Regions from separate parts of the Homo sapiens genome. Here region 2 is linked to region 1. A link is an interaction called in ENCODE POLR2A ChIA-PET data of the cell type or tissue named here. Cell type or tissue: OCI-LY7. All regions are shown on one strand. Each heading gives the region's core, and the rest is flanking DNA. Links, peaks and the distances in the headings are about the cores only.

Region 1 (4,398 bases), core at 286-4,285:
GGCCAGGCTGGTCTTGAACTCTTGACCTCAAGTGATCCACCTACCTCAGCCTCCCAAAGTGTTGGAATTACAGGCGTGAGCCATGGCCCCCAGCCTACATTTTAAATAAATTGATATGACTGTATCATCTTTGAAGAATCAACTGTACCTATTATTTTGTAGTTTTAATGTACCTTATCTTTTTGCCTCTCAGAAGATTGGACAGATTTAATCTTGATGTGCTCAAGATACTCTGTGCTTAACATTCAACAAAAATTACATGATCTAAGCCCATCATTACCATGTAAAGACAAATCAGGCAATTATAAAATTGGGAATTGTATCTTGTTTTGCAGAACAAGGGAAAACTAAAGGATTTGGACTTGTGTGAGTGAGCTAAGTGTGTCCCAAGTATGGTGAACAGCTTTAGGTCAAGGAAGAAAGCAAAGAGGAGAGAAAGCCTATAGCTGAGTGTAAAAGTTTGAGGATTTCAGGAGGGAAGATGATGATGAATCAGGATCTGTCAGTTCTGATGGAATATACTAACAGTGGCTGGGTTTAAATCCTGGCTCCAGGGCCGGGCACAGTGGCTCATGCCTGTAATCCCAGCACTGGAAGGCTGAGATGGGCGGATCATGAAGTCAGGAGATTGAGACCATCCTGGCTAACGGTGAAACCCGTCGCTACTAAAAATACAAAAAATTAGCCAGGCGTGGTGGCAGGCGCCTGTTGTCCCAGGTACTCGGGTGGCTGAGGCAGGAGAATGGCGTGAACCCGGGAGGCGGAGCTTGCAGTGAGCTGAGATTGTGCCACTGCACTCCAGCCTGGGCGACAAAGCTAGACTCGGTCTCAAAATAAAAATAAAAGTGAAAATAAATGCTGGCTCTACTACTGACTTAACCTCTTTGAGCCTTACATTTCTCACTTGTAGAATGTGAATACAAATATTTCCTTATAGGGTTGATGTGAGTATGACATTGAGACAAAATGTATAATGTACTTAGTGTGACTGGCACGTGATGGCTCAGTAAGTGATGATTACTATTATTGCTGCTATTTTGCAATGACCTCTGTGAAGTTTTTTCCAGATGTATTTGAATCTCTTAGTGCATACTTTTCAGATTTATTTGAACCCCTTAGTGTGTGCTTCTCTGTTGGCACTTCACCTAGGCACAAAATACTTACTTAGTAATTATTATTTCATTAATTTTGATAAATCCTTAAGGACAGCAACTCTTGGTATCCCCTGTGCAACTTATACCTAGCATCTTGCCTTGTGAGAGAAAAAAGTAATTGGTAAATTCGTGACTGAAATTGATAAATAATAGATCGTATTCAGTCTGAGTTCTTCTGTTCTTCTGTTGGCAGCAAGCTGATAAACAAATTTCCATTCCAGGTTATATGAGCTTCAGCTTCTCCTACAGTATCACTTTTACTTGTTTATTTTTTAATTGCTGATACAGATGCATCCATAATAAATATTTGGTTTTTGTGATGCTGAAACACAGTCCCAATTACAAGGCAACTTAGAAGTTAAAACTGAAACTGAAATATAAACAGCTTAACACCAGAAGGAAGCAAAACTATATATGTCTTTTTGCAACAGCAGTTCCGAAATTGTTTTTATACACTGTAACAACAAAGGTACCAACTTCCTTATTTCACAAATTTAAGTTTGGTTTATATATTTTATTGACATGGTTACTCAATGTCCACATCATTCCATCTGCATCGTCTTCCTACAAACAGTTTTTCTTCTACTATTCGGTTATTTCTCCTTTTTTTGTTTCCTATTTCAGAATCAAATTTATTTTACTTGCAAAGTCAGTGGAATATGGTTTGGAACCAGTAGGGCCTCTAACTTAAGCCCAGAACCTGTCAAAGAGAAGTGCAGTATCATTGCTAAGACTTGAACAGTTTATCTCTCAGAATCTTCAGTTCCTTTGAATTTCTCAGCTCTTAGTGTAATCTGTTTTATGTGTTTGTTGTAGACTTCCATTATGGATAGATTTCCAAAATAATTTGGGTAATCAACTGGTATTTTAGCATTCTGGTAACTAACATGTTTAAAAATCTAAGGCTCTTTTTCATGCAAAGGAGACTGATTTTTGCTTTCAAAAGCATAGGCAGGAAACCTTAGGTTCAAAGGTAGTAAATAATGATGAGCAAATTGCTAGTGATGATACAGCTGCAGCTTCCGTTGTGTATTTGTTTGGCTCAGGTACTCTAGAAATGAGAATTCTTAGAATTACATAGCAGAAGTGATATGTTGCCTGGATACCACACTACCAGAGGAATAAAAATGTAGTTAGAGTAAGGGGTTTTATATTTTACAATGAGACAGTGTTAGTGTAAGAAGCATTCCAAATACGCCAGTTCTCTTAAACCCATAGCAGACATTTATATGTTAATTCCTCAATGTCTCATTTCCCACCTTTTTTAGAGGAAGAAAATACTCAGGCTAAAACTTTCACCCAAGCATAAACTCCTGGGGACTTTACAAGAATTTTGTTTTTTGCACTATGTGACGACACGATTGTGAGAATTAAATATAGGAGTGAAAAACCAGAGAAATGGGGCAAAATCCCAGATTAGTCTTTCCTCTTTAAGCATCTGCTTCCCATTTTAGAAACATGCTTTCATCACCACATTCAGCATCAATTTTTTTCTTTCCTCTAACCTGCTCTTCTTTTAAAAAGTATTCTGGGCCGGGCATGGTGGCTCACACCTGTAATCCTAGCACTTTGTGGGGCCGAGGTGGGTGGATCACCTGAGGTCAGGCGTTTTGAGACCAGCCTGGTCAACATGGCGAAACCCCATCTCTACTAAAAATACAAAAATTAGCTGTACGTGGTGGCGCACACCTATAATCCAAGCTACTTGGGGGACTGAGGAAGGAGAATCGCTTGAACTCGGGAGGTGGAGGTCGCAGTGAGCCGAGATACGCCACTGCACTCCAGCCTGCGTGATGAGAGCAAGACTGCATCTCAAAAAAAAAAGTATTCTGAGCCAGGTGCAGTGGCTTCCAGCACTGTGGGAGGCCAAGGGTGGGTAGGTCACTTGAGGTCAGGAGCTTGAGACAAGCCTGGCCAACATGGAGAAACCCTGTCTCTATCAGAACTCCAAAAATTAGCTGGGTGTGATGGCAGGCACCTGTAATACCAGCGACTCAGGAGGACAAGGCAGGAGAATCACTTGAACCCAAGAGGCGGACGCTGCAGTGAGCTGAGATGGTGCCACTGCACTCCAGCCTGGGCAACAGAGCGAGACTTCGTCTCAAAAAAAAAAAAGTTTTCTACTCTCCCAGAGGTGATCAGTTGACATTTGTGCTAGGGTCCTTGAAGAGCTGATTCAGGTCCAGCATTTGTGCTGTAGGTATCAAGAGTAATCAAAACTATTAAAAAGGCAAGTTATTGTATTGCAGGCTGCTGTTTTCTTTATTTCTCAAACATCTTTCTTCTCCCATTCATCAACTCTTCAGCAGCTATCCTGGTGAGTTATTTTTGCTAAATCTTTCCAAGATACAACTAAAATGTTAGCAGGCACTAGCTCAGCCCTCTCCTGCCACCCACTACTTATTCTCATCTCTTCCCTAAATATTAGTACCCTTTTCTTCCAGCCCAGAGCTAGACTTCTGGATGCTGAGCCTGGGAAAATACTGAATTTCTCTCATTTTTCACTTTTAGGAGGGAACGGTTATGGCATATACTTGCAGTGCCATTAGAAGCATTGGCAATCCCTGATCTTTTTGATAGTTTAAGGCTTAGAATCATCAAAAGTTCCAGGTTCATATCCTTCTAAAATGGAAGAAATGGAGGAAGTTCCAAGTGTGGTACAATACTGAACTTCCTTTTATCCTTCCTTGATTTTTTTTTTTTTTTGAGATGGAGTCTTGCTTTGTCACCCAGGCTGGAGTGCAATGGCATAATCTTGGCTCACTGCAACCTCCACCTGCTGGATTTTCCTACAGGTGCCTGGCACCATGCCCGGCTACCTTCCTTGACATATTAAGAGAAAACTGATCTAATCTCCCTTTCTAGTCCACCCAGTCTTGCAATTCTGGTTTCACATTTTCTCAGAAAGAAGAGACTATAATGGTATGTTGGGTAATCTTTCAGCATTCCTAGATCCCTTTTTCTCTAGAAGAATTCTTTCTAAGGACGTTGATAAATGACATGTTGTATTTTCTCCTTCCAGAAATATCTAGCAGGAAAGTCCTTAGAGGCATCTGATTTGAGGGGAAATCCACAATTGCTCCATTATATATTTCTAATGTTTGTCAACAATCCTCATAACATCATGAAGATGGAAAGCTCTTCACAATCCTTTGTCACAAATTTTTGTCTCCTTTCATAGTTATTTTGGGCTCAATACAAATAGTGAGATTAGTATAGAGTGGGAGAAACTCATTCACTCTTC
Region 2 (4,398 bases), core at 73-4,072, 330 kb after region 1:
TGTGCTGCTATAACCGAATACCACAGACTAGGTAATTTACAAATAAGAGAAGTTTATTTCTCACAGTTCTAGAGGCTGGGGAGTTCAAGATCAAGGTGCCAGCAGGTTTAGTGTTTGGTAAGGGCTTGGTCTCTGCTTCCAAGATGGCAACTTGAACATTGCCTTCTCTGGAGGCGAGGAACCCTGTTCCTCACTTGACAGAAGAGTGGAAGAGACAAAAAAGAGAACAAGAGAGGGCCAAACTCACCATTTTATACCAATCCCACCCATGGTGGGGAGCCCTCATGGCCTAATCACCTCTTAAGGTTCCCACTTTCTAATACTGTTATGATTAAATTTCAAAATGAATTTTGGAGGGGCCAAACATTTGAAACATAGCATCCCCCCTACAAGTTTATAATCCCCTAAGTATAGGACTGTATCATACTCATTTAGCCAGGATCTCAATGAATGTTGCATGAATGTTTTGGGTTCTTAATAAATTCTAGTTTAATGAAATAAAACAGATTCTGGGAAAGAAAATTTCTGCAAAGGTATTATTGTGTAGATTTTCATACTAAGGAAAGGCTTCTTTATTAAAAGTGGCTTTCTTTCTCAGCTAAACATAAATAAAATTAAATAAGATTACATAGTAAAATTGGGGGAAGGTATAAAGGGAAACATGAATTCTCCTTTCTTTAAGGCTCATGTTTCCCTTTATACATTCCCCAAGTTTCCAATACATCCCCTTCATATACAGCCAAATGATGCCTGCCCTCATTAACAACAACAACAACAACAACAAAAAGTGAACGTTTGCATGGTTTCCTTTGCCTGTTTACCTTCCTCACCAAAAAGGACAAAGAAAATATCAGAGTTCCCCCAGGTGAGGTGTAGGTTTTACTTATCCAAGCAGTCACGTATGCTTGAGTAGTGGTTTTCAATCTTAGCTTTCCATTACAACCAGTTAAATCGTGTTTAGAAATTCCAACATCCAGGCTGCACCTCAGACCAAAGAGATGAGAATCTTTGTGGGTGAGACCCAGGCATCAGTATTTTTTAAAGCTCTTCAAGTGATTCCAATGAATAGCCAAGGATGAAAACCCCTGTGCTCAACCAAAGAGCCCTGGTTAGGTAATAAAGAGACCTAAGTTACTCAGTGACCTTAGAGAAGTTTCTTTTTCTCTTCTGTGAAATAGGATCTCCTTTTAAAAATATTTTCTGTCTTGCAGAACTGTTGGGAAACTCAAAGGAGGTATCAGAGATAAAAGGCAACTAGGATAAAGACTAGAAGACTGTAATCTATTTATTAGTAGCTTATATTTAGTAGTAGTAATAACTTGGTCATTCTTTGAAAAACTGAGGCTGGGGTCGATGAATGGACCCAGCTGTGGTACAGAGGAAAGTTCCTTTCCCCCTCCTTGCTACTCCTTGGCTTCCCTGACCCACCAGACTCCTCCATGGAAAAGTCCTCTTGCTGCTTCCCCATATGCATTTTTTTCTTTTTTCTTTTCTTTTCTTTCCTTTTTTTTTTTTAGATGGAAAAGTCCTCTTGCTGCTTCCCCATATGCATTTTTTTCTTTTTTCTTTTCTTTTCTTCTTCTTCTTTTTTTTTTGAGACAGAGCTTAGCTCTTGTTGTCCAGGCTGGAGTGCAATGGCACAATCTTGGCTCACTACAACTTCCGCCTCCCAGGTTTAAGCAATTCTCCTGCCTCAGCCTCCCAAATAGCTGGGATTATAGGCATGTACCACCACGCCTGGCTAATTTTTGTATTTTTAGTAGAGATGGGGTTTCGCCATGTTGGCCAGGCTGATCTCGAACTCCTGACCTCAGGGGATCCGCCCGCCTCAGCCTCCCAAAGTGCTGGGATTACAGGCATGAGCCACCACTCCCAGCCCCCATATGCACTTCTATTTCCTTATGACTTAGAAGTGCTGTGCCATGTGTCCCACTGCTCTGCTGCCTCTCCCACCCCAAATGTGATGAATCCAGAGAGAACTGCCTATTCTTGACCTCAGGGATTTTACTTTGTGGTTTGCAAGAATATCTTGGTGCCTAGAGACAAGGACTTAGCTACAGACTGGGGTTTCCTGTTGAAATATTTTGTGCATTTTGCTCTAATTTAGGCAGAGAGGGAAAAACAGAAACTTTGCTAATTATCTGTCATTATGGGGATAATGATAGCTAATATTTATTGAATATTTTGTGTGAGCAAGATCTTTACTTGCAGAATCTTAATTAATATTCATACCAATCCAGCAAGCTGAGTACTATTTTTTTTAACTCAACTTCACTGGGGTATAATTTACATATAATAAAATGCAGATTGATGAGTTTTGACAAATGTATACATTTTATAACACCAAAATCAAAATACAGAATGTTTCCCATTACCCTAACATTTTTTCCTGTGCTTATCTTCGTTCAATTAAAAAACAAAACAGGCCAGGTGTGGTGTCCCCCGCCTGTAATCCTAGCACTTTGGGAGGCAGAGGCGGGAGGATCACCTGAGGTCAGGAGTTCGAGACCAGCCTGGCCAACATGGCGAAATGCCATCTCTACTAAAAATACAAAAAAAAGTTAGCTGGGCATGGTGGTGGGTACCTGTAATCCCAGCTACTCGGGAGGCTGAGGCAAGAGAATTGCTTGAACCCGGGAGTTTGCAGTGCAGTGAGCTGAGATCATGCCATTGCACTCCAGCCTGGGTGACAGAGCGAGACTCTGTCTCAAAAAACAAAACAAAACAAAACAAAACAAAACAAAAACAAATGAAAAATATTTGACCCAGGCAATCATTGATTTGCTGTCACTAGATTAATTTTGCTTATTCTAGATTAAAAAAATCTTGTTTGAGACAGGCTCTCACTCAGGCTGGAGTGCAGAGGTACAATCATGGCTCACTGCAGCCTCGACTCTCAGGCTTAAGTGATCCTCCTGCCTCAGCCTCCCAAGTAGCTGGGACCCCAGAGTGTGCCGCCACATCTGACTAATTTTTTTATTTTTTGTTTTTTGTAGAGACAGAGTCTTGCTATGTAGCCCAGGCTGGTCTCGAACTCCTGGGCTCAGGCAATCCTCCCACCTTGGCCTCCCAAAGTGCTGGGATTACAGGTGTGAGCCACCACACCCAACCTAGAATTTCATGTATAAGTACATAGAATATGTACTTTCCCATCTGGCCTCTTACCCTCAGCATATATAATGGTTTTGAGATTCATCTACATAGCTGCAAATAACAGTAGCTTGTTCCTTTTTATTAATGAAGAGTATTCCATTGTTTGGGTATACCATAATTTATCTATTCACCTGTAGACGGACTTTTGGATTTTTTCTAATTCTGGGCTATTAAAAATTAAACTGCTAAGAACATTTAGGTACAAATCTTTGCATAGACATGAATTTGTTCCTCTAGAGAAAATACTCAGGAGTGAAATTGCTCAGTCGTATAGTAAATGTATGTTTGAAAAACTATGAGTTTTCCAAAGTGCTTTATCTTAGTTAATTTTCTCTTACCATGACAGAATACCACAGACTGGATAATTTATAAAGAAAAGTTTAAAAACTATATTTCTTACAGTTCTGGAGGCTGGAAAGTTAACTTCAAGAAGGCACTGGTGAGGGCCTTCTTGCTGTGTCATTGCATGGCAAGAGAGCAAGAGCATGCCAGCTAAGGTCTCTCTTCTTCTTATAAAGCTGCCAATTGCATCATAAGAGCTCACCCTAATAACCTTATCTAATCCTAAATACCTCCCAAAGAGCCCACCTTCAAATAGATCGACATATTAATTTTGGGATTAATTTTTGAACACATGAAATCTAGGGGACACATTCAAACCATAGCATACTTGTATCAATTTATACTCCCATTGGCAGTGTATGAGAAATCCAGTTGTTCCACATCCTTGGCACCACTTGGTATTGTCAATTTTTTTATTTTAGCCATTTTAATAGGTGTGTAGTGGTATCCTATTGTGGTTTTATTTACATTTCCCTGTTGACTAATGTCACTAAGTTTCTTTTCATGTATTTATCGGTCATTTATATATTTTCTTTTTTTATTTGAATATCTTATTAAAAAACAACTTTAGTGCGGTATGCTTGACATACAAAAAGCTGTACATATTTAATGTATACAACTCAATGAGTTTAGGAATAAGTATACATCTGTGAAATCATCATCACAACCTGTGCCATAAATCTGTCCATTGTCTCCAAAAATTTCCTCCCACCCACTTTTATTATTATTATTATATGTATGTGATAAGGAAACAACATAATATCTACCTTCTTAGCAAATTTTTGAGTATACAAAACAATATTGTTAACTGCAGGCACTATGCTGCCCAGGAGATGTCTAGGACTTACTTATCTTTTATAACTGACACTTTGTACACCTTGACTTATACTCCTCATTTCCCTC

What was found. ChIA-PET counts read pairs that join two places held together with the same protein. Peaks named below come from ENCODE experiments on the same cell type or tissue, not always from the same donor. Only the 100,000 strongest peaks of a DNase experiment are listed, where the experiment ranks them.
Region 2: POLR2A ChIA-PET joins it to region 1 with 5 read pairs; 5 of 35 experiments call an interaction of 5 or more read pairs at or near these places.

What each region holds. Positions count from the first base shown.
Region 1 is chr11:123,068,467-123,072,864 of GRCh38, forward strand. CLMP (CXADR like cell adhesion molecule) reads right to left here. Exons shown (of 7, transcript NM_024769.5): 7 at 1,406-4,398. All of the region lies in intron 1 of LOC124902775 (a long non-coding RNA gene), which reads left to right. Among named protein-coding and RNA genes, the nearest start is that of HSPA8, 8.5 kb to the left of the region's middle. RefSeq lists a silencer at 1-40. In OCI-LY7, for the core only: no CTCF peak of the experiment used is centred there; a DNase peak (open chromatin) is centred at 2,165; H3K4me3 peaks cover 2,042 bases; H3K27ac peaks cover 897 bases.
Region 2 is chr11:123,394,698-123,399,095 of GRCh38, forward strand. It overlaps a transcript of GRAMD1B not described here. Among named protein-coding and RNA genes, the nearest start is that of MIR4493, 15 kb to the left of the region's middle. In OCI-LY7, for the core only: no CTCF peak of the experiment used is centred there; no DNase peak of the experiment used is centred there.